Linked DNA regions of Homo sapiens: region 2 is linked to region 1. The links are chromatin contacts, found by Hi-C or POLR2A ChIA-PET in ENCODE. All regions are on one chromosome and are shown on one strand. The core of a region is the stretch at or near the end of the contact, and the rest is flanking DNA. Distances in the headings are between cores, read along the strand shown.

Region 1 (3,543 bases), core at 297-2,796:
GTCCATTTTCATACTGCTGTAAAGAAATACCTGAGACTGGGTAATTTATAAAGAAGAGAGGTTTAATTGGCTCATGGTTCTGCAGGCTGTAAGGAAGCATGGCAGCACCTGCTTCTGGGAAGGCAAACTGTCTTACATGGCAGGAGCAGGAGAAAGAGGGAGCAGGAGGTGCTACACACTTTTAAACAACCATATCTCACGATAACTCACTCACTCCCTATCACAAGAGCAGCACCGAGGGGATAGTGCTAACCCATTTATGAGAATTCTGTCCCTATAACCCAATCACCTCCCACCAGGCCCCACCTCCAACACTGGGGATTACAATTCGACATGAGATTTGGGTGGGGACACATATCCAAACCATATCACTGTAGTACTTCACTTACATAAAATTCTACAAAATACAAACTATAGTGACAGAAAGCAGATCAGTTGTTGCCTAAGAAGGAGGGTTCATGACAGGTGGGAAGGAGGGATTACAAAAGAAGAGGAGGAAATTTTAGGATGACAGAAGTTGTTATCTTGATTTTGGTGATCATTTTAGGGTATGTACATATGCTAAAACTTGTCAAACCATACACTTTACATATTTGTATTTAAATATCTTGTTATATGTCAATTGTACTGCCATAAAGCTGTTTTTAAAAAAAAAAATCCCATACACATGTTTAAGTCCTACATTTACTTGATTTAGCTGCAGTGTCTGAGAAAACTGGAAATTTCCTCCTCTTTGAAATGTTCCTCCCCTTCCTTGGCTTCCAGGACCTAATTCCCCTGAGCCCAAGTCTCTTTCTGCCATACCATACAAACGGTAAGAGATTCAGTGTTAGCTGTAAAGATGATTTTCGAGTTCCATCTGTGAATTTTAAGCAGATTGTCTTATTTGTCTATCATCATCTTAAGCAGCTACAATAACCACAGAAAAGCAGGGAAACTTCAAACCAACTTGCAACTTCGAATGTCTCTATCGATGCTTTTGTATTTCCTAGCTCCTGTGACACCAGAAAGGGGGATAGGTTCGCATTTCTGCGTATTTGGTATTTTTTGCATTTATAAATTTACTACCCCAACAGAATTGCAAGACAAAAGATTCTAAGAACCAACTGTGGGCCGGGTGAGGTGGCTTATGCCTGTAATCTCAGCACTTAGGGAGACTGAGGTGGGCGTATCACCCGAGGTCAGGAATTTGAGACCAGCCTGGCCAACATGGTGAAGCCACGTCTCTACTAAAACTACACAAATTAGCCAGGCGTGGTGGTGGGTGCCTGTAACCCCGGCTACTCAGGAGGCTGAGACGGGAAAATCGCTTGAACCCGGGAGGCAGAGGTTGCAGTGAGCCGAGATGGGTCCACTGCACTCCAGCCTGGGCGACAGAACAAGACTCTGTCTCAAAAAAAAAAGAACCAACTGCCAGTTAACTCAAAGGCCTTCCAGTGTGCCCTGCAAACCTGCAGAGACCTAAACGAGTTGATCTCCAGTTGCTCACATGAGCAGTCTCATCCTTCAAACAAGTCTGGTGCACACGGTGGGACTTGGCTGGGCTTTCGCCTCCTTAGATGCAGTGCAGGCAAACATCTCTAGCTGGACTGGAGACCCCCACCTTCACCCTGCTCAGGAAGAAAGGATAAAGGAGCATCTTGGTCATAGTCCTCCTCAGCCCTGCAGCCGCTCACACCAGAAGCATAAAGAAACGGAAAGTCACTGTGCTTCCAGAAAGTTGCTTTGCCTTCCCAGACAACGATTGAGTCACTTTTCTGAGATTTGTTGCCAACTTATTTTTAGTTTGCCCAAGAGTTGCCCAAATATGTTATGACATATGTTTCTTTAATAAGTCACCACATGTGGTTTGAATTTCTTTAAGAGAGGAAAAGAAATCTCCCAGGTGGTGGGTCTGTAGTTTTACCAGGACTCTGAGGCGCAGAGCCAGGAAACACAATCCCAAGTTTCTGCCCAAATGCCCTGAGTCACAATCATCAATGCTTGTAGGAGTCACATGCTTAGCTAGTGACAAGCGCCTGTTTGGAGATTCCCCTGTTTTACTAAATTCGAGGTTGTCCTCAGTAGCCATCTAATTTGGTTACTACCAAGCTTAATTTTTAGTCTTTTTCCAGGAAGCGTTTAGCTCAGTTTCTCTTTCAGATGGTATCAAAAGGGTTAATGCTTCTAAGATGCTTAGTTCAAAGATCTCACTACAAATGTGTTTGTTGACTGCTTCCAAATAAAGATTTAATCCCTTGCTCTGGCAGAAGCAATCCTTTCTATTTCCAGGAAGAAAACAAACACTGTCTGATAGGACTATTGCTTAAAAGCCAGGCAAATCCCACCTGATTAGGATAATGTGTGTGTTAAGATAAAGGAGAAACACCACCACATGCAGCAGTGAAGGGTAGGCGCCAGGCTGTGCTTGGGAAGCTGTGATTGCTATTGGCTCTTTTGGGATACAGAAGTGAGTTGGCCAGAGGGCACTATTAGTTCCCCAATCCGTCAAGGGATATTTGTATCATGAACTGGTATTGAAAGAGATGAAAAGTCAGAGAGTTAAAGCCAGTTACAGGGGTATAAAAGTAATCAAAGGCAATCAGTTCTCCCCCACCCCCACGCTTCCCTTTGGGGTAGATGTTTTCAGAGAACAGCTGCCTCTCAGAAGCAAACAGGCAGAGCTTCCTTTTCCACATTGACAAGAGTCTGAGCCTTGAGCCCCTGACCTTTGGAAATGGGATATATAGAGCATTACAGAAGAGCTTATCTGGAGTGACAGAATTAAAATGACTTCTTAATTTTGAAACCAAGAGAGGGAGAAGGATGAGATGGTCTTGCTGATATGTATAGCACAGTAGGTGCAATCAACTTTAATTTAAAGAAATCGGACGAATTGGCGTTTGCCGAGGCTGGCATAGATTTGGCTGTCTCCGCTCATAGCTGCTTTTGGCGCGAAAGATGCCGGGTCTGGTTGACTCAAACCCTGCCCTGCCTGAGTCTCAGGAGAAGAGGCCGCTGAAGCCCTGCTGCACTTGCCCGGAGACCAAGAAGGCACGCGATGCGTGTATCATCGAGAAAGGAGAAGAACACTGTGGACATCTAATTGAGGCCCACAAGGAATGCATGAGAGCCCTAGGATTTAAAATATGAAATGGTGGTCTGCTGTGTGAATAAATAATTCCTGAAGGATGAAGAAGATTAATTTTGGGAGTTCTTTGATGAACTTTGATATGTGGAAAAAGTATTTATAATTTATTGTAAGAAGAAAGTAAAATATTACTAGTGGAAAAAAAATCATCCATCAAAGACTGTAGCTAATATAAAGAAAAATAAAATAATGTGCAGTGAATTTCACCAGTGTAGACAATTGTCCAGAAAAAGAAAACACAAACTATACTTTGTTTTGTTTGGTTTTTGAGACAGAGTCTTGCTCTGTTGCCCCAGGCTGGAGTGCAGTGTTGTGATATCGGCTCGCTGCAACCTCCACCTCCCGGGTTCAAGAAATTTTCCTGCCTCAGCCTCCAGAGTAGCTGGGATTACAGGTAAGTGCCACCATGCCCA
Region 2 (3,543 bases), core at 524-3,023, 82 kb after region 1:
GCTTATCCTGCTGGGTTTTCCTCTAGCTCCCCTCAAGGGCCTGTGTGGCTCCAGCTGCCTTTTCCATTAGTGTTCCCATATGTTCCAGGTTAAGGCCTCCGCTTTGCCTTCGATTGTACCTTTTCTGTCTTCATTGCACTTGCCAAATAAAATAAACAAAACAAAACAATGACAGACCCCAGCTCTCCAGTCCCTGTCAAGCAGTCATCTCAAAATTTTAATTCCTGCCTCTTCTAGGATGCCCCAAATGCCAGCCTCCCTCTCTGCAACTCTACTCATCTTTTCATCTAAAACAGAGTTTATAATGATTGAGTTGGTCCTTAATTGTTCTTTAATTCCATGTCTTTTTTCTCTAATAAGAATAAGAATGATAATAGCTTCATTTATTGAGTCAGATATTGTGTTCTCCACTTTATGTGGCTTCCCTCAGCTAACTCCCAGAGCAATCTTGGGAGGTAAGTACACATTTTCTTCCCATCTGACAGACTGGAAAATTGAGGCTCAGAGAGAAATGCCTGAGATCACATGGCTACTAAGTGGCAAGACTGGGATTCGGTTTGACTTGAGTTTGACTACTCTTTGCTGACTTCTTGCAAATGCCTTGAGGAGAGTAGAAAAGAAAGGAAACTGACATTGACTGTGCCTTTGCTATGGCTTGGCATCGAGATGGTTTAGCTTATTATCTCACAGGGTCCTTATCCTGTGCTAAGAATCAGATCTCCAAAAAAATTGAGAATTAGATCTCTAAAAAACGGAGGCTCTGTTTACATAATTCATTCAAGGTCACAGCGCTGATTAGTGGAGAGATAAAAATTAAACCAGGTCTTTCTGCCCCTAGAGATGCTCCACTGCGTGCATGAGGACACTTTATTTCTTTTTCTTACTCTCTGCATGGCCTAGCATAGAGCTGGATATTAGGGAAACTTTTCAATTAGTTATAGGTTGCTTAAAAAACAACAAAAACAAAAGTTCCTTTTATTCTGTTAGAAGCATGAGCATATCACACATATTCCGGTAGGGAAGAGTAGTACCATAAAGAATGTTGGATTTTTAGAAGAGACAACGTAAAAGCAAAGGTGAGGTGAGATAGACACTTGAACAGAATGGCAGTCACAGAATTTCTTATCTTTTGAGAGATTTACTTGAGGGATTCTACCTTTACTATAGTAGAGGAGTGTCTAAAATTAAAAGACAGGAGAAGATGACTTAGTATTCCCATTCAGATTTTTAAATTGCTGTGTGGTTAGCTGTCTCCAGTCAGGCAGCTTCACTGCTCCTTTCTTTAACTGCCTTTCTCAGGCATAGAAGTAAAAAGAAGTAAAAGGTAACGGCCAGTTGCCCTCGGCCTCTCCATTGGTGGATTTGCAGAGTGCTGAAATTCACCCTAGAGTTTACCCTTCAAAGTAACTAGGCATTAAAAAACTCATACCTACAAAAAAGGAACTCCTTTGTGTTCCAACAATTGTTACAATATGTTAGACTTTTGGTGATCAAAACACACCTCCATTAACTGCTCCAGCATCTTGTGCATCTCAGCTGTTTGTGCGAGTCATCCAGCATGAGGGAGGATGGGTCTGCATCAGGTGCAGTTCCTGGGCCTTGGAATATGTCCTCCACTTTTGTTTGATCAGCGGCGTGTTTCCATTGAGTGTGCTGTGTGCCAAGAGAACAGTTGTCAGTGGTATTCGCAGTGATGCACATTAGCATGAGTGCCAGAGATTCAAGTGGCGACGAGTACCAACTCTGCCTTCCACCCATTGCTTTTTGTGCTCTCAGAAACTGGAGAAACGCTAGCTTTGCACACTGGGTTTTCTCGAAGCGGGCTAGGCGTATCATTTCCAAGGGCTGTGGAGCTTCCTGGAACTGTGCATGCTGTGAACACTCTCCCAGAATGATGAAATGCCAAAGTGCTCAAGTCACCATGCCTTTGTTCACTGGCTCCCATGCCTTTCTTGCTGTGACCATCCATGAGGCTTAGAACCATCACAGCTGTTTAGGAAATGGTCTTGGAGTCCAACAGACCAAGGTCAAATTCTGGCTCTGTCACTTAGCAGTTGGGTGACTGTAGGCAATTCATGTACCTCTCTGAACTTCTCATTTCTCATCTGTAAAGTAAGTGAGAGTAATAACACTTATGGGGTTGCTGTGATGACTAAAATAACAAATTCTAAGTATGTGGCACTTGGGGTATGTGTGTGTGAGAGAGAGAGAGAAAGAGCGGGAGGGAGGGAGGGAGAGAGAGAGAGAGACAGGCAGGCAGTGGCTGTTTTTTTGAACGGCGATGCCCACAGAGGGGGAGTTATTTTTGGAGAGGAGGGGGTCTTCTCACTGCTCCCAATTCTCATCCATGCTGGGGACGTGCATCTGTCTCTGCCACTACTCTGGGAACATATCTCTTGTCGGATACAGCTGTCTTTCTGTTGTTCCCTTGGTCTGCCAGCACAGGGCTGAGGCCATTCCCTGCACTCCTCTTCCTACTTGTACCCCCACTGCAGGCCATGCCTGGGGACTCCCTGACCCTGCTGTCCTTCTCAGCTTGGAGCTTGCTGCTCTTTATGGGGAGGACTTTGGTTCTCTTTGCCAGGCTGCCTGAGAAACAGGCCCAGGTGGTGTGAAGTAATAATCCCCAGACCAAATATGTTTATCGTCTTATTTGAGCCATCCTGAGACTTACTGCAACACTACTTTAAGCTTAGTGAGTTTAATTTGGATCACAGCCTATTATACATATGGCATGGTGTCAGCTTTTAGTAAAAGATAAAATAGGTGCGTGAAATGAAAGAGACATAGATGCCAGTTGGAGAACAGAGTGATCTAAAAGCAAATTCTGCATAGCAATATGAATACTTCAGAGTGGACAGGGGTATAGTTTGAAAGAAGCTACCTATAACGACTGTTTTCATTATATTGACTAAAGAAAAAAAAAGCTCGACAAAATCTCCCTAACTCGTGGAGTCATATGGAAGATAGAATAAGAAGACAGTGCACAATTGTGGGCAAAAGAAGGTAATGAAACATTGCAAAGACTTTAAAAAGCTTTTTTTAAGTTCTATATTCACAGCCACATTTCGTAAACTTAAGAGGTGCTGCATTTTTTTTCATTCATTCATCCATCCAGCAAATATTTATTATCTAGTGTGAGTAAACTTGCCCATGAGCCCATCCCTTTCCACTGCCTGTTACTGTATGTGACAAGGATAGTAGCGTGCTCAGTAGCTTGCAACCACGTTGCCTGGGTGAGCGACTCCTCCATCTACTGGCCCAGTGACCTTGGGCAAGTTCCATAACCTCTCTATGCTCTAGTTTCCTCATCTGTAAAAGAGAAATGATAATAGCACCTGTCACAGAGGGCTTTGGGGAATTGAAAATGCAAGGAGTGCAGAGCAATGCCTGGCATCTGAGAGACATTCAATACATGTTAACTCTTATCATTTGTTTTCTGACTTATTCATTTGCTTCTTTATTGTCACTCTCTCTTTCCATCATTAAACGCTGAGAGAAACCTTGTTTTCTCTTTTCTCATGTAACTACTATCCTTGGTTC

The links. Hi-C counts contacts between places; a loop is a spot of excess contacts on that map. ChIA-PET counts read pairs that join two places held with the same protein, here RNA polymerase II (POLR2A). Pooled maps may share reads with other maps.
Region 2: a loop to region 1 is called in a pooled map, with 2.3 times the contacts of the local background. The contact joins two enhancer-like sites. A Hi-C loop is called at or near these places in 2 of 50 pooled maps. POLR2A ChIA-PET finds 5 or more read pairs at or near these places in 4 of 52 experiments (AG04449, BJ, Caco-2 and 1 more).

Annotation. Positions count from the first base shown.
Region 1 is chr13:46,487,990-46,491,532 of GRCh38, forward strand. It overlaps the pseudogene COX17P1. Among named protein-coding and RNA genes, the nearest start is that of LINC01198, 23 kb to the left of the region's middle. Within about 2 kb of position 1,547, at least 2 of the 41 ENCODE cell types and tissues checked have a DNase peak (open chromatin) inside an H3K27ac peak, as active enhancers do.
Region 2 is chr13:46,569,683-46,573,225 of GRCh38, forward strand. The region is part of intron 1 of LRCH1 (leucine rich repeats and calponin homology domain containing 1); the gene reads left to right. Among named protein-coding and RNA genes, the nearest start is that of LRCH1, 18 kb to the left of the region's middle. RefSeq lists a silencer at 1,974-2,023. Within about 2 kb of position 1,774, at least 4 of the 41 ENCODE cell types and tissues checked have a DNase peak (open chromatin) inside an H3K27ac peak, as active enhancers do.